Linked DNA regions of Mus musculus: regions 1 and 3 are each linked to region 2. A link is a loop called in an ENCODE intact Hi-C map of the cell type or tissue named here. Cell type or tissue: gastrocnemius. All regions are shown on one strand. Each heading gives the region's core, and the rest is flanking DNA. Links, peaks and the distances in the headings are about the cores only.

Region 1 (6,824 bases), core at 1,853-5,852, 84 kb after region 2:
CATCAGATGCTGAGTGGTTCCTGGGACTGTATAGATGCTCAAAGCTGGCTCCTTTGGCCAAAAGGAGAGCTTAGCTTCAGGCCTGTAAGTTCAATCCTCAAGCTAGCTCCAAGGGTGGAATGTTTGGGTCTCAGGTTTAGAGCAAGAGGCTGCTCTCCCATAGTGACAATAGATGGCAGTCCCATTTGGTCTCAGAAGACCCAAGGTTCTCTCTTTCCCAACGGGTGCTTCCCCAAAACCTCCAGGACTTTCCCATTCTCCAGCCTTCTGTTAGTCAAGGATCCTGTGATTCTGCTAGCTCCATAATTATCTTAGTTTGACATGGCAGGAAATGTTATTAATAGTCAGAAAGCAAACTGCATGTCTTGCCTGGTGTGGGGCAGAAGAGGGAGGTAGGAAGAGCTAAGCCGTGGGGCTGCACGTGGCTTTCAGACTGTGACAGACTACTTGAGTCCGGATGGATATGTGTGTTAGCGCCCCCGGGCAGATAGCCTCTGAGCAGGCATGCGAGGGCGGGCCAGGACTTGTAAGTGGAGAGCAAGTGATGGCCCAGAAACTCATTGTGGACCGGCATATTCCATATCTCCACTTGTGTTCACCTGGCTCTCAGTATCCACACAGCTTCTCTCCCCTACTCCTGTGAAGTCTGGGGAGCTTAATGAGGTTTGTCCTCACAGAGAATGAGGACAATGGGAGACAGGAGACTGTTGTCAGTGTAGGCGCTCTGACTCCTTGCTTCGGGAAGGGGCTGTGGAGAGTGGCCATCGAGGACCTGTTGGGATCCACCTCTTACTCTGAGATTTGTGGTCTCTGAGGCAAATTCAGACTTGAGAAGGCTTGCTCTCTCTCTTCACCCCCTACCCCTTCGTTTTCCTCCCGCTTTTCATTGCTTTGGGCATTGCATTGTTGAACTCTTTTTTTTCTTCACTAGTTCCCAGAAACTCTCGCTACAATATCTTCCTGAAGGGTGACACTCCTTTAACTGGGGATTAGGTGACACGGAACAAAAAACAAAAATCTGGGGAAATGGAGCAGAAGCTAAGATCAAGGCTAGGGAGTTAAGAAGGCTTCTGAGACGCTAGAATTCTCTTTCTGAGAACCATTATTCCTTCAGGACGCCCCCGACCCTATCTCTAGAGCCCAGGGCCTAGCTTATTTTTAGAGGCAGAAGGACAGGTGAGGAAGGATCATCTCTAGCCTTCAAAAGGGCCTTGCTCTCTAGGGAGATGATGGAGCCTCCACACAGAGCCAGTCTCTCACCCACTTCAATAGCACATGAATTCAGGTGCACTGGTAGCCGCAGAATCTGAGGCATGGAGTTAGGAGTCTCCTCTCCCTGCAACCAGGAGGCAGCTCTGCTGTATCCTCCCCGAGCAGAGCAGAAAGATCAAGTCCCCTGTTGATGGTTCTACGGGTGTGGCTGGGTGAGCCATGCTCCTGACCTGGCAACTGTGTGAGATTATCTCAGGTGAGAACTCTCAGACATCAAGAGACAGCATAATGATTATGGCCCCGATGATGGAGTAACTGTGGGAATCACCCTAATAATCCCTTAGGGGTGTGTCAGCCTCTCAGAGGCTACAGGCGCTTTCATGAAAATGAGCTCATATAACCTCAGCCTACTTCTGTAGGCGGAGAGATCTAGTGGGTCTTGCGGAGTAGTTATGTAGGGAAAACTGAGGCACAGGGCTTATACTGTCCACTCTGGCCTCTATCACTGAGATACTTGAGTCCTGGAAAAGTGATTTTTTTTCTTTTATGCTAATGTCCCAATGTGGGTTAGTGACATATACAAAGACACAGATTCATGGGTATGCATGTATATACATAAACACAGACACACACACACAGACACACACACACAGACACACACACACAGACACACACACACACACACACACACACACACACACACACACACACACAGAGACACACCCCTGTGAGTTCCAAATCCCAGTAGCCTTTGCTCCAGCATACAGTCCCGAAAGGCTCACCCATGTGTCCCCTCCCAGATCCCCTCTCCCCTCTCCTGTGCTGGCACCCATTATTCACCAGCAACAGGAAGCCAGCGGGAACAAACATACCAGGGAAACTGGGATGCCTTTCTTTAAAAGACATTGGTGTGTGCCACAGCACAGGGACACAAGCTGTTGTGTGGCTGATACATTCTGTCAGTGTCCTGATCTGCACTGGGTCAATGGTTACAGTAGGGGAATTTTCTAAAACCCCTCCTCCAAGGACAGCTTTGCCTGTCCTGCCTGGCAAGTTAGGCCACTGTCACTCCAGGCAATTGGATTTCAGGGGCCAAATGGGAAACAGGAAAGCAGAGGGTACTTTCTGTTAGCCGAGCCTTGAGCTTCCATCTCTGCTTCGTCATTTCAGCAGGCCAGCAGGGAAGAGTGGGGGCAGGAGAAGGGGGAAGGCGGGGAAGAAGAAGAAGGAGGAAAAAACCCACCAGCCCAGCTGGCATTAGTTCAGAAAGCTCTCCAACTCACACATCTGGTTCTTATATTTCAAAGTTAATTAGTCATATTGAGGCTGTCTGAAGATAAATTTATCATCCAGAAAAAACACAAACAGTTTGAAAAATGAAAGGAAGTGAGGTGACACGGCTTGACGTTTAAATAAATCATTTTAACATGATTAAAAAACTTGTCCTGTCTGACACCCAGCACTTGGGTACTTTGTAAAGATTTTTTTTTCCTTTCCTCTTTTTTTCCCCCTCCGACAAAGACAAGTCCCTGCTTGGTCTACAAAAGCCCTTACCATTCAATTACTCGGTACAATCTTTGGCCAATTGCTTTTCTGAGTGACTAGCAGGGCATACAGCCCACAGCTGGCCCTACTCTCTGGGCTGGCAGCAGGGGGCCTGGGGTATGCAGTGATTATCCCAGGGGGAAAACTTGGAGCAAACATTAAGGGCTTTGGGCAACTGGAGGGCTTTCCTGAGTGAGGAGAATAAGCTCCTGACGGTGTCCTCTGGGCCTCGGCTGATTGAGCAGGAAATCCATCCACGACCCGAAGAAGAAAGATCTTCCTGCAATGCCTGGACCAGATGTGTCCTGTTCCTGACACCCCATCCCTGGGCATGTACGCCAGCTTGGACTCTTAGGTTAATGGAATTAGGATGGAGACTTTCTCTGGCCAAGCTAGAGTGGGCAGTGGCCAGATGGGGTGGTAACAATGTAAGACACCACGAGCTTTCCTGCACTGGTTGTTTTAGGAACAGATGGGAAAACCTGGAATCCAGCACTCTATACATCCAGAAACACCATGGTCCAGTTGACTCACTCACGCGTCCCTCCCTGTGCTGGGCCCTGTCAGCGAACCCACCTTGTGCTCTTTGCAGAGGTTGCTGGCTCCTGTCCTGTCCAGTGACTGACAATTCTCCCCTGTCTGCTGAGCAGTGCGAGCAGATCCCTGGGTGGCTGTCTCGATGGTGCTGGTGGTATGGCAGGCGTTCTTGATTTGGCAGAAGAGGGTGGGGCAGGCTAGGGTTTTCCCTAATCCCAGGAGAAACTAGTCCGTGGGGGCATTTCTTCTAGGTGGCTTCTCCTTGGATTGTGTTCTCTGGGCAGGAGAGGTGTGATATAATACAACTCGCGAGCGTTTTCTCCTATTAGCAATTTGGTCTCGTCAGTTTTGTTAATGGGATAACAAGAGGTGCTGGTTATGGTGCAAAAGCCTCATCGTGTTGGTAATTTTCACTGTAACATGTTAGCAATCTGTCACTATTTGTTTCCAGCAATACTGGCACAAGCCTGCTTACAACGGGGGCTTTCATTTTCTCTCCACATTGCCAGACTGTTCTTTCTGTCTCTGGCTAGGTAGCTTCCCCTATTTCGAGCTGTCTCTGTCCATCTGGTTCTGCAGACTTCCACGTCTGCCCATGTTTTTCCCTCTCACCTCCCTGACAGCTACTTCTAAGCTTGCATCAGAGGGAAACACCATCTTCGGTGACCTGTGATTGTGGAATTCCGGAGCTAGGAGCCCCGACTGTCATTACCGCTGTCGTCTGTCAGAGGGAGGACAAAGGTCCGGAGGAACAGGGTCTTTCCCTAGGTGTCACAGTTTAGATGCAAGGTCAAGCTTCATGATTTCAAGCCCACCATGCATTTCTTTTTTTTGGGGGGGGGTAATTGAGATAGGGTTTCTCTGTGTAGCCCTGGCTGTCCTTGAACTCACTCTGTAGACCAGGCTGGCCTCAAACTCAGAAATCCTCCTACCTCTGCCTCCCGAGTGCTGGGATTAAAGGCGTGCGTCACCACTGCCCAGCCAGTCATGCATTTCTAGACGCATTTGTATGAAGAAAGCCCGGTGGGTTCAGAAACTAATGTTTCCCACTGGGGATAATATCCTGGTGAAGGTAAAGTCACCGAAAGGCTCTTTTACCAAGCTCTTCCGGGAAGGACCCTTTAGCCAAGTGATTTTCTGGAGAGATGCTACAGTTTTAGGGGCCTGCCTCTGGGATCAGGAAGGAATCTTGAGTGACTCTTGCTTGGCTTCAACCATGGTCACCTGTTGTCCTGCACAGCAGTCCTGGTCATACATCGCTGCTTCTAGTCCTGCAGTTTGTAAGTCCTGTACCCCTGCTGTACCCCCCAGAAGTATTCTACCTTGCCATGTTCATTGCTGGGGTGGCTAGGAAGCCTTCATGTTGGAAGCATTCCTCCCCATAGCTGGAATCCTAGTATATGGAGACCAGAAGACTTACCCCATCATGTTAAGATGACTAATTCTGAGGGAGAGGACTCCAGTTTGAGTCCTAGATCAGCCATTAAATCATTTCAGGACTTTCCTAGAAGGGAGCCTTTGGCCTTGGTTTCTTTAACTTTAAAATGGGGATTGTTTTTTTTTTTTTTTAATAGTCTGCTCATGGACTTTTAGTAGGGAGGAGACAAAGGTCTGTACAGTCATGCTGAATGCTTGAACCCACCAAAGAACTATGCTATGAACCAAACACACAGCTTGTTACCCAGGAGTGGTAAGGTGATACAAGTCCAATCTCTGACTGTCTTCAGAGCAGTCCAGGGGGAGAAGATGCCTGTACAGTCACAGTCACTGTGGAATCAAGGGGATTTGTTTACATGGACGGTCAAGAGGAGTCTCTAGGTTAGAGGCGTTTAGAGCATAAGATGGATATTCAGATTTCTGCAGCAGGAAAAAAGAGAGTGCTTGGACGTGAGTGTTTAAGGCTATCCCAGGATTGCTCATGTTCCTTGTGTCCAAACCGCCCTGTGAACTGTCCAAAGCTTCCTTGATTGCTTCCGATAAAGCTACCTGCTGACTCTGAAATCTTAAGAGTAGTCTCATCACATGTCACAAAATAACAAGCATGGTTCACAGAGGAGGGCAAGTCAGTAAAGACATCCTGGAAGGGACTGAATGCTTCCTCAGAGTCGCCTCTCCACCCTGCCTCCTTCCAAACGTGGCATGGCTGTAGTATTAGTACTGAGCTGGCCCAGCCCTCATCTTTGTCTGTCCTTAAGGTACTCTAGCTGTGAGTTCTGCCTGCCTGCTTGCCTCTGAGTTTCCAGACTATGGTGTGTGTGTGTGTGTGTGGTTACATGTACATGTGTGTGAATGCAACCCTACCATATCCTTCCATGCACTCTAATCTCTGCTTTGTAAATTGGAAGGTTGAGGTTTGAGGCCAGGTCATTTAGCTTCTGTGGGCTTCAGTTTCCACCCACAGTCCTTCCTGTGACCAGCCCATGCTCACTCTGTACCTGGGACCCCTGTAGCGGAGTGTCTGGAGCGCGTTGACTCCGGTGTTTCCCTCTCATGAGAGAAACGACCTCTTTTTCAAACCATTCACCCTCGTTAGAAAACAAACTGCCTTGCTGTTTATTTCTTCTTCTGGAGATTGAGGAAGGTGAGGGCGGGGCCCTTCCCTCCTTGAGTCCTAATGTCACGCACAGCACGTGTGCTGTACCCACCTGTTGGCTGAATGTGGAAGTCTGCATGGAACGGCCATTGATGGCTTCCTCTAGTTGCCTCTCTGGGTTTCTGTAAAGGTCACTAATGGTAGCTGTGGAAGTAATTTGAAAATGTGCAAAGAAATATGCCAAGTGTAAGCTGTTAACATTCCTCTCCCAGGGGAGGCAGAGGATTTTTTTTTCTCTTTTGCCAAAATATCTCAGTTGCCTTGAGGTTGAGCCTGGCAGAAACTGGACCCCTCCCAGGTGTGTCTCTCCCACCTACACAGGGACACTTTGAGCCAGACCCTGGCATCTCAGGGGAACTTAATTCTCTTTTAGGATGGTTCTTTTGTGTCTGTTGTCACTCCGGGCTGGACTGGGAGACAGTGGGGAAGAAAGATATTGCGGGGTCTCTGTTCCTAAGCGAGTCACACTTGAGGGGTGGACAGAGGCAAGGCTGATGTGCAAAGGAGGACATTTTAATTTAGGCATTCCCTGGAATGGGCCCAGAGAGTTTAGGTGCTGAGGCAGTTAGGGGGAAGCAGGGATTCACCCTGCAAAGAGGAAGCTGACAGAACTGTTTGGAAGAGTAGGTTTACCCTTCTAGGAATGGGGTGAGATTTCTTAGAGCAGTGCCCTTCTCTGCTTTATTGCTCATCAGCACATGCATGCACACATGCACTCATGCACACATGCACATATGCATGCATGCACCCACATCATTTCCCACAGGTGCCTTTTTAGGCAGTTTTTCTTGATCACCCCTAACACACACACACACACACACACACACACACACACACAAAACTTTAAAATGTCTAAAATTTGAAAGCCATACTTTATTTTGTATATGCAACAGCACTACAGTAGCATATAATAGAGTGATTTACTGTTGATCTAAAC
Region 2 (6,824 bases), core at 986-4,985:
CCAGCCAAAAGCAGGGGATAATATAGACTAAAGCAAGCATGTATGTATGCTAGCTTTCGGTTTGCGTTGAGAGAAGGTCTTGCTAGGTGTAGCACAGGCTGGTCTGGAACTCAAGGCTCTCCTGCCCCAGCTTTCTGAGTGCTGGGATGACAGGTATGGTCCACCATGCTTGGAGGGAAGAGCCCTATTTTATTGGCCTACCTGATTCTTTACTTAGCGACTCCCTCACCAATGGCCTTATGGGAAGTGCACAAATCCGAGCTTATGGCTCAGTAGATGAATGTTGGGTGTCCTGGGGACATGCATGGCCAGTGGAGGAGCATCTGGCTCAGAACTGGGCCTCAAACACTGCTTATTAATATATGTATGTCTCCAGGAGACAATCGGACACTCAGGACTCACTTTTATCACCTGTAAGAACTGGACAGTAAAAATTAGCTTGTTTTTGTTATGAAGTAATTAATGAACACAAGGTTCCAGTGAAATCGTTTGGTAGGTGACTGATGGTCCTCAGCTGTAGTTATCAGCGTGCTGTGTTTGTAAGGGCACATGGACAAGCAGTTATTTAAGAGGTTATTGTCCCATTCACATATTTAACCATGACTACGAATGTCACAGATAACGCTTTAGTGGTGTGCCAGGCCCCGTGGTCCCCACTCAGGGCTGTTTGACCTCATGACCCTGGGAGTTGGTTGTCATGATTATCGCCTGGCATGACTGTGAGTTAGAGTCTGATGACTCTGTGGTGGCTACCGTTCTTTCTAGAACCCAGAAGGAGTTCTTCAAATGTCATGGAGATATCCCGTATCGTTCTGACCCTTGCCAGGTGGTGGAACGTCTTTTCCAGGGGTTCCTCTGAACCCCTTGTTGAGCCTCACAGGGATCCGACTTTATTTCCAAGATCCCCGTGGCTGTCTCCAAATCATGACCTTGGTCCAACCCAGTTGGGATGCAGACTTCTCAGTGGAGTGCAGGGTGTGCCTACTCTTGGTGTCTCTATAGAAGCCTCTGGGCTGAGAACATTACGCTGTTCTCAGGGGGATGAAGTTTCTTTATCACTGCCCACCTACCCACCTCGGGGACAAGAAAGTGTTGCTAGGCCTGAAGACCTGGAAGGGATGGAGGCGGTTTGTGAACACACAGCAGCCGGAGGGCAGTCAAGTACACACTGCACACACAGATGCACCCGTCATTCCGAAGCAGAAACAGCTTTACTCGGATCGGGGAAATAGTGTATCCCTGTTTCAAAAAAAAAAAAAAAAAAAAAAAAAAAAAAAAAAAAAGAAAAAGAAAAAGAAAAGAAAAGAAAAGAAGCCACCATCATCCCATTCCAAACAGCCATTGTCACTGATTTCCTGCATCTTTGTCCATCCTCTGTTTAATAGACACTCTAAGCCTTTGTATGGCATTGATGTCGTGGGTGCACATATAGCTTGCACATCTATGTGTTTGATGCTTTTCCCCAAATCTGAGAAGTGCAATCCAGAGGTCCAGGAGTTATTCCTGACCCCTCCTTCCCCATTTTCCTCCCCACACCTCCTCACTCTCATCTAGCACCGACTCCTACTGATATGGCCTTTCTTTTCCGTGGGTAGCACTGCCCTCTGTTTCCCTACCTGACCTTGGTCATGGCTGCTAACAGCCTCACTCAGTCCTCTTCAGCTGTGGCACTAGGTTAATGTCCCCGAGTAGAATGACTTTGCTTTCTAGTAGCTGCACTTCAGCCTGGGTCTCAGCTTTCCTTAATCGCAAGATGGGAAAGATTAAATGAGCAAATGCATGTGAACACACGCACACACTGCAAGTACATGCTAACACGTGTACACACTGTGGACAGAACACACACCCTCTGTGTGCTTTTCTGGAAAACACAGTCATGTTCTATTGTTCCACTTCCCGAGGCCTTAGCGTGGACCTCAGAGGCCAGCCCGAGCCTGAAAGCCACAAGGTTTGGCTGTCACGTTCCTTGCTGATGCTTTTCCTCTGAGTGGAGGGTCTGGCTTCTTTCAGGTTTGCCACAAACATCTTCGCACCTTCTCTTCACTCTGAAAACCTTCCCTGTTGTGCCTGGCTCTCATAGGCTGCACTCATGACCTGCCTTGTTTCCTGGGCTCTTCCGCAATGTAGACAGCACAAATATGACTTTGCACATGAATCTTCTTGCACGCTTCTGAAGATGTCCTCAGAACTGATCCTTAGAAGTTGGGTTTCAAGGTCAAAGGCCATGACCTTTTTTTTTTTTTTTTAAGGCTTTCGATGAATATTTCAGAAACCCAGACACGTTTCTTGTCTTTGAGGCACAATCTTCTCTCCCAGCTTTCTGCAGCACTTCGCTGGATGCTAGGGCTGACCACAACTCCATTTACCAGGGTGATTTGTTTACTTTCTACCCCCACCTAGACTTGACAGCCAATCCCCTGAGTAGGGGCTGCAGCAATCCATCCTCCTGTCTCCCCGGGGACCTGTTCATGGCAGGTGTCTGGTGACAGCAGCTGAGCTGGCTGCATGTAGGTTTTCTGTCTCTTTCCACAGTGGGATGGAAGGCAACATCCCAGATCCTTGCTGATAAACCAGCAGGCCCCCTGAGCGTCTAGCAAGAGAGGAACCCCTGGCATTTGCCAGATACCAGTGGAGTCTGTCTGTCTCTCTATTTCTCTCTCTTTCCAGCCTAATTGCGGAATGAAAACAGTTCTGTTTAGGAGGTGTGTTTCACACGTTGGGTACAGACATGTTGATGTGTGATGGGGCTTGGGCCTTAGGCGTGGAAGATAAAGTCTGCCACTTCTTTGTAGGTCTGTTCTCTTGCCCTCTTGCAGACACAGAGTACCACCTCCCTCCAAATCTCGCCGCGTCGTTCATGGAAGGCCTGCATCTCCTTTGCAGAACGCGCTGCAGTGACTTGGGCTCACTTCTACTCCTGAGACTCCTCTGAGGCCACCAGCGGGAAGGAGGCTGGACCCTGTCCACCCTGCCCTTCGGCACAGTGATTCAGGGAATAATGAGCAGCCTAGAACCTTTAGCCTAACACCTCTAAACAACTGGGAAAACCCGGAACTGCCCCAGAGAAGCCCTGAAGACCGCAGTCTGGTTTTCTTTCTGTTTTCCAGCCTGTTTTGCCTTGGAAAGGCTGGGAAAGTTTCACCTGGAAACACTGCCACCCCCCCGCCCCCCACCCCCCACCCCCCATTTAAAAACACTTCTTTTGGGATAAACGTCACTCTGTTTCCCAGACTGGGCTGTGAGTTCAAGATCCTCCAGCCTCAGCATCCCGAAGGCTGTAATGACAGAGGTGTGTTGGTACACTGAGCCAAGGTTTTCCTCATCCACGCCTTGGCCTCTCATGGCCTGTCTAGACTCTTTGCAGCTCCTCCACATTTGTGACTTATTTACAAATAGTGACTCATTGCCCAGACACAGGAAAGGTGGGTGTTGGTACCTTCACTTGACAGAGGAAGGAACTGAAGGTCAGAGAGGAACTGAAAGGCAGAGTATAAGGACTGGTTGAAACCCATTGAGGTTCCTAACCTCAATGCAGCTTGCTTTCCTGCAGCCTGCTCCAAGGCCCTGGTTTCAGGCTAGACTCTGTGAACCTACAGACATGTGTGCTCACGTGCATGTGTATGCATATTTGGACTAACTTCTAGCCTGACGCTAGGGCCCTCAGGCCATGTATAGCACCAGGAGGGAGTGTGGTCTGGTCCTACAGTAGGAATGATTTGATACTTCACTTTCTAGCTATGTGATTTTAGGCAGACAGCAGCCCCTCTCTCCAACCCAATCTTTTTATTTGTGAATGAGGATCACAGCCACCTCTCTCAGAATGTGGGTGGGATTGAACAAATTCAACTAGGTTGTTTTAGGGGCAGTGCTTGGTGTGTGGCAGGCCCTGTATCAAGTTCTAGTCATCTCGCCCTTAATCTCTGCAGTCAGGCTGAGAGGCGGAGGAGTTTGACTGGCAGACTTGACCCGTCATGCCCTGTCTTTCATTTGCCAGAAACTTCAGTCTCCCTGGTATGTTCCCTCCCTACCATAAAAGTCTGCCAGCCCCATTCACATCAAGCTTTGCAAGTCTTATTTCTCCCATCAACTTTTCCTTGCATGAAGGAACGGAGCAAGATAGCAATACTTAACCCCGAACTGGAAGCCCTTAAAAATGGCCTGAAGACATCTTCATGTCTCCTACAGATGCACACCCATAAGCCTGCACCCAGCCCCCCTGACTGTCCTGTGGCATTACGGCAGACTCTAGGCAGCTCCCTCCCCTGATTTAGGACGTGCTCTGAGGACATCCATGAAGCTTACTGTCTGCTCTGCTTTGTCACCAGGCCCCACCCCAGGCTGAACGGTGTGGCCTGGGAGTTGTCAGCAAGGCTGCTTACTGGTATGCTGGCCCTGAGGCTTGGAGAGGGAAGGTGCAGGCACCGAGAGGAATGTGCCAGGTTTGTTTCCATTACCCTGGAAACCACTCTGAATCACCCTACACAGCCGGGGCTGCCCAGGGTAGAGTGTGAAGAATGTGGACCTCAGCTGTCAGGGGGAGGGAGCAGGACTTGGGGCTGGAGGTGGAAGCTGTATCAGATTGAAGGATACAACAAAATAAAATGTACTTAATAGTGGGATAATCTCCCTGATAGGCAGTGAGGTCCCCGTCCTTAGAGGTATTCAAGGGCTGTACGCTCACACTCCGTGGTATAACTCTGACTTTGGGAGGAAGTTACTTTTTCTGTCTTAGAATTTGCTGAGCTGTGACTGGGTTTCTGTCCCGTGACTTAAAAATTTGAAGGCCCGTAGGCATCTGCTTTTGTTCAGCAACGTGCAGTGTAGTAACCATGAGTAGACTCTGCCGTGTTAACTCATCGGATTGCAGACAGAGCCTAGGGATGTGCCCATTTATATCCTCAGCTTAGAAAAAGGAAAGTGAAGGTCAATCGCTCTGTGTTACCATTGCTCTGAAAACCTGGAGGTATTTCCAGGAGGCCTGGCATTATAGCCTGGGCCCTCACTTGGGTGGGGGTGGGGACGGTGTCTCAACATTAAACAGGGCAGGTTTCCTAGGATGGGCAGGCCCTTGAGAGAGAACAATTTTGCAAGCGTATCTCAGACCCGGAGGGTGATGCAGTAGACAGAGCAGTATCCTGTTGGTGAGTAAGGGGATGGTCAGAGGACTCATTAGGCCAGACCCGGAAGCTCAGAAATCCAGGTTGACATAGAGCTCAGGGGCAGAAAGAAGGCTTGCCTAGCACGCACAAGGTCCTGGGGCCATCTCAATACTGCAAAAGAACCCAGTAACAACCAAAAAATGAAGCAAAGCAAAGTCGTCAAAGGGGTTATGGAACTGTAAAGAAGCAAGAGAACAAAACCAAACAAAACTGGAAAGCACCTTCAAAAGCACTGGGAGAGAAAAGCATGATGGGAAACTGGGGGTGCTGTCCCAGGAAAACAGAGGCTTTAGAACTTCAGGGTCTGGGGTTTACTCTCTAGATTTGCCACTTCATCTCCTTGTGTATCTAGGGTAGGTTGGCTGACGTCACTGACTCTCAATTTCTGTCTCTGTAAAATGTGTAACTGTGAATGTCTTGACTGAGTTGGGAAGGCTCACCCAGAACTTCAGGAAGGAGGGCTGCTCAGGACAGTGTCTGTGTGTCTTGTTCTAGGAGGCTGAGCAGACAGAGGACCATCTCAGGGTGGGGCTGAGAAGGCAAACTGTCCAACAGATGCCCTCCATCCCTGGATGGTGGCAATCCTCCAGTGTGTGTGTTAATCAAAGGTTAGGGGTATAGCTCAGTGGTACCTGCCAAGTGCCCCGGGCCTGTGGAAATGGAGGCTGCTGAGGACCTAGGGCCAACGACCTGCTTTGTCCCACTGTGCTTTCAGGTGCATGCACAGTCCATTGTCCTGCTAGCCAGGGATCCCAGAAGACACCCGCTGCTTTGGAAGGTCAACAGAGAGTTGGCCTCAGCCTCATCATCTGTCCCCCTTCTCAAGCATGCTTGCCTGATTGCACCCTCTCCATTTCCTAATCTGCAAAAACAGCAGTGTTGGTAGGCAGCTTTGCTGTTTCTGGTGGCCCGAGAATCCACAGGACCGACTTCCTGCAGCAGACAGGCTGACAGGAAGGGCTAGAGGATAGAGAACGAGGACTGTGGGACAGCAGTCACTGTTCTATGGCCCTGAGTGGATGGCAGCACCCCATGTGTGAGGTTTAACTTCCTCAATGCTGCGGAAGTTTAGGAAGGCTGCAGCTTGTTAAATGATTCTCCTGAGGTTGCTGAGCTGATGAGTGACATCAGGCTCCTAACCAGGATTTTCCTCTTCCAGATAACGCAGCTGTAACTATGTAAAGCCCCATGCCTATATGGTCAGGCCTCAGCCTTCCCATCTGTAAAATGGGTGGATTCTTCCATGGCAATAACATGCTCCGATTATGTTGTCTCCCTTTCACTCTACATGTTAGGACCAGAGACCTGTTTGCCCATGCTGGCACTGTGGGGCAGCTCACCTGACTTGAAGGGCAATACTCCTGGCTGTTGCCTTCTAAATATCTGTTTTGATCTCCTTACTGGCTCTTCTCCCTATTATGGTTGAATACTGCTAGCAAAGTTTTGAAGGTTGGCCCTGATACCCTTGGGGGATTCTCTTTTCCAGCATCTTCTTTTGAAACAAGGTCTTAGAATGTAGCCATGGCTAAACTGGAACTCACTACATAGACCAAGCTGTCCTTGAACTCACAGAGATCCACCTGCTTCTGCCTCCCAAGTGCTGGGGTTAAATCTGTGCGCCGCCATACTTGGCTCTTTTGATGGTAGGAGCTGTCAAAGTCATCT
Region 3 (6,824 bases), core at 1,071-5,070, 48 kb after region 2:
AGGCAATAATAGCTAACATTTATATAGCTCTGCTTGGTTTTATATATATATATATACACACACACACATATATATTAATGTGTTTAATCTGTAGCCCACCTCTATGAGGTAGAAATAGCCTCCACATTACATGATGGCCATTTATTATAATTTGGCCACAGATCCATGAGAGAGGTAATATTTTTCTCCTTTTCCCAATGTAAAAAACAAACAAACAAACAAAACCAAGACTGACAGGGGTCAAGATCACAGAGCCAGTAAGCAGTCGTTTGAAGCTGCTGAGCCCCAGCCTGGCCAAGTACAAGTTGCTTTCTTATAATAATACTGATGTTCGTTTCTGTTTAGCATTTTCTTATTTATTTATTTTTTCCACATCATCTCCATCATCCTAGAACCTTCCCCCAAGGTAGTGACCTTGGCTTGTTGATGCCTATTCTTTGAACACCCACCATATTGGGCAATTTAATTGGCATCCAATGAATATGGCCCTGTTGATTGGTTGCCTGTTGTAGCAGATGGTGAGAAGAATGCAGGAGTGGATACATTTTTTTTCTTTTTGTCTACTTATTTTTTTAAAGGTTTATTTATTTATTATATGTAAGTACACTGTAGCTGTCTTCAGACACACCAGAAGAGGGTGTCAGATCTCATTATGGATGGTTGTGAGCCACCATGTGGTTGCTGGGATTTGAACTCGAGACCTTTGGAAGAGCAGTCAGTGCTCTTAACTGCTGAGCCATCTCTCCAGCCCCCTTGTCTACTTATTTAAACAATTAAAAATCACACTTACTTATGCACGAGAGCCCTTGCATGGGGGTCAGAGAACAACTTGCAAGAGTTGGCTTAAGCCTCTCATTAGGTGAGTATCAGAGACAGAGCTAGCTCATCAGACGTGGTGGCAAGTGCCTTTACCAGCTGAGCTATCTCACTGGTCTTAGTTTGAATTTTATTCATCTATTTGTGGTGTGTGTGTGTGTGTGCATATGGCATGCGTATGTGTGGTTGTTGGAGAACAACTTGCTAGAGTTCTCTCCATCTACTCTGTGGATCCCAGGGATCAAACTCGGGTCTTCAGGCTGGGTGGCTAGTACCTTTATCCACAGAGCAATCTTGCTGGCCCAGCAGCTGATATTTATCTGTTAGTCTCAAAGCTGGGTCTTGCTAACCATGATCAGTTTTAGTCTTTACAGCTGTTACAGAAACTAGCCTTCAGCAAGCAGACAGCGAGTACATGATCAGGCTAAGATTTGAACTATAGCTTTCTCTGAGTAAAAATTCTGTGTCCCCTCCCCCAACCCTTTCTTTACCACCACAGGCTTATTTCTGGGAAGGTGGCCTCGGTGGAAAGTCCTAGGGTGAAGCTGCTTGGATGCTTGCTCTTCCATCCCTACCTGGCTCAGGGAGACAGGAACTGGGTGGTCCTTGGTAGACGGAAAGGCATCTTGGGAAGTAGAGGCTTTCTGGCTGCAAGTATAACCTGTTGAGATGTCTGAAGTGGTTAAAGGGAAGTGGATCACATTATAGGTGTTTGGTTTTACCGTTACTGCTGAACTGGTAACAGCCTGTTCCAGGGCAACAACTGGATTCAGGAGGAGCTGGCAAATGCCACGGGCAAATGCCACGAAGGATTATGGCAGAGTGGATGGTAGTCTTAAGGCCTGAGGCAGAGACAGAGGGTTCCTTTTTTTACGTATATTTCATTCCTTTGTTCTGACATCTGCTTCCCTTCTCCATTTCTTTCAGGCAAGAGAGAAGAACACAGTAGGGTTTCCTGATCCATTCATGTCTCAGTGGGTCCAGTAGACTGGGCAACTGGGGGACATATGAAGAAATGGGGTACACGAGGGTGTGTGGATGAAAGCAAAACACCCCCAAAACCAAACCAAAACCCCAAAACCAAACCAACTAACCAACCAACCAAACAACCTCCCTCCCCCGAACCCAATGTCTTGAACCTCCAGGTCCCCACTCTGACCAGCAGGGCTTTTAGGGCCCTACCTCTCCCATTGGATAGCATGCCAAGTCCTCAAGCCCTTTGGCTAATCTCCTATTTTCTTTACTTAGAGTCAACATTCAAGCATACTGCACCCGAATGGACTAAGCTTACTGAAGTCACCCGCAGGTAACTTGATAGACGGCTGAGACAGCGCCCATGGTGGGAATTAGGCAGTGCCTGAGCCAAAGAGACATGGGGAAATGACCTTGAGTGAATGTGGCACGCAGGTGGCCTTGTTTCACAAGAGGATATCACCTGCTCTGCATCTGCCATGCAGACTGAAGGCTCTGTGCGTCTAGTGTCTGTAGGGTTGATGGTGATAGAGGCTGGGACCATGTGTCAGCAGCCAGGCCTCAGGCAGAAAGGCAGAACCTCTGGTCCTGCTCTGGCTAACTGGCAGCAGATAGGGCAGTTGACAGAAGAGAAGGGAGTGGGTCCCATTGTTCTCAGGTGTCTCCAGCCCTCCACCCTAGCTGCAAAAGATTATTCCAGCAAATGATCTGATCTCTTCTTAGGGTCAAGGGTCACAGTTGAGAGTGGCATTGTCAGACAGGTGTCGTAGGAGCCCTATGCTGACGCCTGCCAGTTCCAGAAGGCGACACTGCTCTGTACAGGGGCCAGTGGCAAAGGAGAAACTTAGAGGTCTTTTGATTTGATGAGCATTGTTAGCTCTGACTTCAGATAAGCAGAGCAAACAAGCCACAGCCCAAGTGGGAACTGGTTCTGCCCCTTTGCTTTGCTTTTCTAAGTCACGAAAGCCAAGCTCCTAAAGCCTGAATACCTCCTACTTTCTGATGGTTGGTTCCATTGTGTTGGTTTTTTTTTTTTTTTTTTTTTTTTATTGTGCTCGTGACAAGTGCTAACAGACCGCTTTCAAAGTGTGTTGATGTTTCGGTTGTTTGTGAATGGCCCTTCTGTTTTGCCGCATCTGGGCAGCATTAGAGTCTGGCTCCAGGGAACAACTGGGTTCCTATAAAAGTGTACCAGGTCCCCTTATGTGGAAAAACTGGCCAGGACAAGATCAGACACCCATCTGGGCAGGAACATACAGCACAAATGTGAACATCACTCAGTAGCTGCAGAAGCCAGGTCAGGCTGGGAAGAGGCCAGTGAGCCATGCCAAGTGGACTGTGGGTGTTCTCTTTCTGTGTGTGGACACTTTGTGATCTTCCTGAGGGAGGATAGCAACCAGAAGAGTGCCTGGCACTAGGCAATGCCACCAAATATTTATTGTCTCTCTGTCCTCTTAGCTCAAGTTGCTTGTCAATCACCAAGCATACGAGGTTCCTGAGAACTGACCACACAGGGGCCAGAGTTGGAACACACGGGGCAGTCTAGAGTTCAGGGGTTTACTAGGAAAGACAGGCAGACCGTACCTGTTTGATAGCTGAGCTTTCTTGAGGGACCTTTTGGTATATGGCTCAAAGGCTAAAGCGGGGAACGGTTGGGCAGGGTTAGCATGTTTCCTCCAGACTCCATCTTGGGGTGGTATGGCTGTTTCCTTTGTGTTTCTGTTCTATGTCCCGCCTTCTTCGCTATCCTTGATCTCTAGTGTGTTAGAGCACTTTAGGCTAAACAAAGCCAGGTTCAAAATGGCTTCCTCCAGGGGAAGAGTCTTTGGGTATGGACAAGGCTTCCAGGAAGTGAGCCACACGTATATAATCTCACTCATTTGATGCTATCAGCAGCCGCTAGCCCATTGGAAAGCTATCTCCATTTTTTTTCCTCCATTTGAGCTGGCTGAGTTTCCTTTAAGCTCATAAACCTCACCAGCTCATGGACTGTCGTCCCTTGGGTTTCCAGAGTTGCAGGGCTCTCTCCTGATTGACCTCTCATCTACTCTGGGACTCCATCTTCATCCCCCTACCCTGATGTATCATGCCATGCTTCCATCCCCACCCCAGTTGAATTTATACTAGGAGTCAGAGGAGCTGAGACTGACTGGGGCTAAGCGATTTTTGGTACTACTGTTAGATTAGCAGGTCGTCCTGATGCGCAGAAACACTAGTGGTTCTAAAACAGCACTATGGAGTTTCTTACACCTGCAATAGATATTCATAGCTATAAACACATTGGGATGGCCAGGGACTGTCTGATGATTGGTAATCACTGGTCTGTATTCATAAGGCCTTAGGCTTCTTGACTCTTCCCTCTATCTTTTATGGGGTCTCTCCCTGGCTTTTGCTTCAAAATGTAAATTATTGTATCAGTCAGTTTTCTGGTACTGTAACAATTATCCAGACAATCAGCATATAAGGGGAAAAGATTTACTTCCGTGCATAGTTTTGGTCATAGACTAAAAACCAACTGAGAACAGGCAACACAGCAGCCCAAAGTTGGACCTCGTCTTAGCCTTCCTGTTGTGTCTATAAAAATATAAGGGAGAGAGAAGGAGTATGTTTGGTGGAAGTGTGGGGGAAGGGGATGACTCCAGCGGCCCATGCTTAGGCATCCTGTCCCTCTGAGGGAGCAGCTACACAACAGTATAGAATAGAATATTCAGGGCATGGTGGGGGGGGAGTTGAGAGTGTAGGAGAGAGAGAGAGAGAGAGAGAGAGAGAGAGAGAGAGAGAGGAGGAAGAAGAAGAAGAAGAAGAAGAAGAAGAAGAAGAAGAAGAAGAAGAAGAAGAAGGGAGAAGAGAAGAGAAGAGAAGAGAAGAGAAGAGAAGAGAAGAGAAGAGAAAAGTAGAGGAGTAGAGGCTGACCATGAGAACCTGGAGAGAGGGGGGAGAGGGAAATAGGGGGAGAGAGGGGTAAGGGGCAAGAGGGCAGAGAGAGAGCAAGAAAGTAGGAGAACAAGAGAGAGCAGAGGGGGCAAGCAGTCCCTTTTATAGTGAGTCAGGCACACCTGACTGTTGCCAGGTAACTGTGGGATGGAATCTAAACAAAATGCTAACACTCCTAATTTCCACCCCATGGCAAGAATTTTGTTGGCCCTTGTACCTTCAAGGAAACGAAGATAGACAGTTCTGGAGCCTGACCGGCTGAGATGCTGGGCCTCAGAGAAGCAGACCATGGCATCCATAAAGCAGGAGCATCCTCAGGAGGGCATTTCCTGAGCCTCTGGATGGGCTGGGGTAGAGAACTATGGTCTTCAGTTTGACATATTGTGTATATTTGTGTGAACACTTGTCACATGGAAAAATTTTCAACTTTATGCAGCAGTTTCTTTCTCACCAGGGTCTCTCCTTGTGTGAAACTTTAATTTTATAGCTTTGGCTGTTAATGCATCACGGGGACCACCATCAATAAATATTTATTGAGCTTTCACTGGGCACAGCGTGTTATAATAGAAACTATATATTTGCCTCAAGAGGAGCTGGAAGCAGATGAGAGAAGATTTGAGGAAGGGTGGGAGAGATGGCTGGGAAGCCTGTCCCAATCCTGAGATTTTTTCTTTATGGCTTTGTAACTAAATGTGTCAAGGTCTCCTTGACACACATGGGGTTGTCAACTCAAGAGAATGGGGCTTTAAGAGATGCCTGGGCCATAAGGAAGGAAGTCACCTTCAGAAGACCCATTTAGAACATGCAACACTGCAGCCAGATGTTGGATCATGTCATGTAGGGACTCAGGGCTTCACGGGGATGGAAGATCCCTTCCACCTTTCCCATGATGCTCAGCAGAAGGCACTCTTTGCTGATGAAGTAATGATTTGCCTTTGGGTAGGGAGTTCAGAATGAGAGTAGAGGTCTGGAAAATTTGGAGTCTATTGATGGGTTGACAGAAGACCAAGACTTCTTTGATGCCCAGTGACAGCCAGGCAGGAGGCCTCCATGGCAGAAGCCCTTGGAGTGGTGTGGGTTGGGAGGAAGGCTGCTGGGAGGGTGTTCTTCTTGTTTCCTTAGGAGCTCTAGTTAATCAGATCAGTAACAGCCCGCTACCTCAGCAGTGACTCAGGCCCCCTGAGGGGTTTTCTTCATCATTATGAAGATGAACACGGCTCTAAGGATTCCTCTTGGGCTTGGGCTTTCTGTTAATTGCCTCCATATTTATGGGAAGATGAGCAAGCCATGAAAGGGGTTTCCTTCCTTTGGAGCAGAGTTTGGATACCATTTGCAAAGAGGCTTTGGCTAGTGAAGGTCATGGAAAGACTGATGGGGGACCTCAGGATGCTCAGTCCTCAGGGGTCCAGCAGTCAAGCCAGTATAGTTACCAGCATTCCTTCTGTCCCAGCCAGAAGGTGAAACAGAAAGCAGGTGAGGTTAAGTGCCCTCGGTAAGAGCATGGGGATAGTTCCACAGCATCCTGGTGAGAGGCTGGGAGGCTGGGTCCCCTGCCTCTGCACTGTTACTGTGGGGCAAGAGACTGAAGAAGCAAGATTGAGTTATCTTCCTTAGGGAAAGTGGTACTCAGTGAATCCCAATGTAGCCTCTCCTATGAGGCGAGTCTAGAGGTACGGTGCTGAAGGGAGCTGAATAGAGAAGTAGAGAGACAGGGGTGTATAGGCCTGGTCTACACAGCACTAGCTTGCCTGTAAGGCCACTTGCCTCCCTTTCCTTCTCTTTAAAGTGCAGAGAGCCAGAGTAACGCCTCATACAATTGTTGGGAGTAGCAAACACAAAAGTATACATAAAGGGATATGCATTATGCCTGGAGGCACAACTTAGTGCCTGATAAATATTTGCATCCTTGTAGGGAGAGGGTCTGGTGGTTAAAGGTGTAGGCGTGGACCAGCACCACCTCACAATGATGGTGAAGAGGCTCCAGGCTCAGTACTCTTTCTAGGCGGCTCCACAATAAACCTTCAGTCAGGCGACTGGGACAGGGCTCTTCAGACACCAGCACTAGCTGTATACAGTTCTTTACTGGTGACTCAGCTTCCAGT

Evidence for each region. Hi-C counts contacts between places; a loop is a spot of excess contacts. Peaks named below come from ENCODE experiments on the same cell type or tissue, not always from the same donor. Only the 100,000 strongest peaks of a DNase experiment are listed, where the experiment ranks them.
Region 1: it touches region 2 in a loop (2.5-fold over the local background); 2 of 42 quality-filtered maps call a loop at or near these places.
Region 3: it touches region 2 in a loop (2.2-fold over the local background); 3 of 42 quality-filtered maps call a loop at or near these places.

The regions. Positions count from the first base shown.
Region 1 is chr8:26,801,277-26,808,100 of GRCm38, reverse strand. No RefSeq gene overlaps it. Among named protein-coding and RNA genes, the nearest start is that of 2310008N11Rik, 20 kb to the left of the region's middle. In gastrocnemius, for the core only: no CTCF peak of the experiment used is centred there; DNase peaks (open chromatin) are centred at 2,906, 3,081, 3,374, 3,878 and 1 more place; H3K27ac peaks cover 470 bases.
Region 2 is chr8:26,884,908-26,891,731 of GRCm38, reverse strand. No RefSeq gene overlaps it. Among named protein-coding and RNA genes, the nearest start is that of 2310008N11Rik, 64 kb to the right of the region's middle. In gastrocnemius, for the core only: no CTCF peak of the experiment used is centred there; a DNase peak (open chromatin) is centred at 2,501.
Region 3 is chr8:26,836,777-26,843,600 of GRCm38, reverse strand. No RefSeq gene overlaps it. Among named protein-coding and RNA genes, the nearest start is that of 2310008N11Rik, 16 kb to the right of the region's middle. In gastrocnemius, for the core only: no CTCF peak of the experiment used is centred there; a DNase peak (open chromatin) is centred at 3,112; H3K27ac peaks cover 2,046 bases.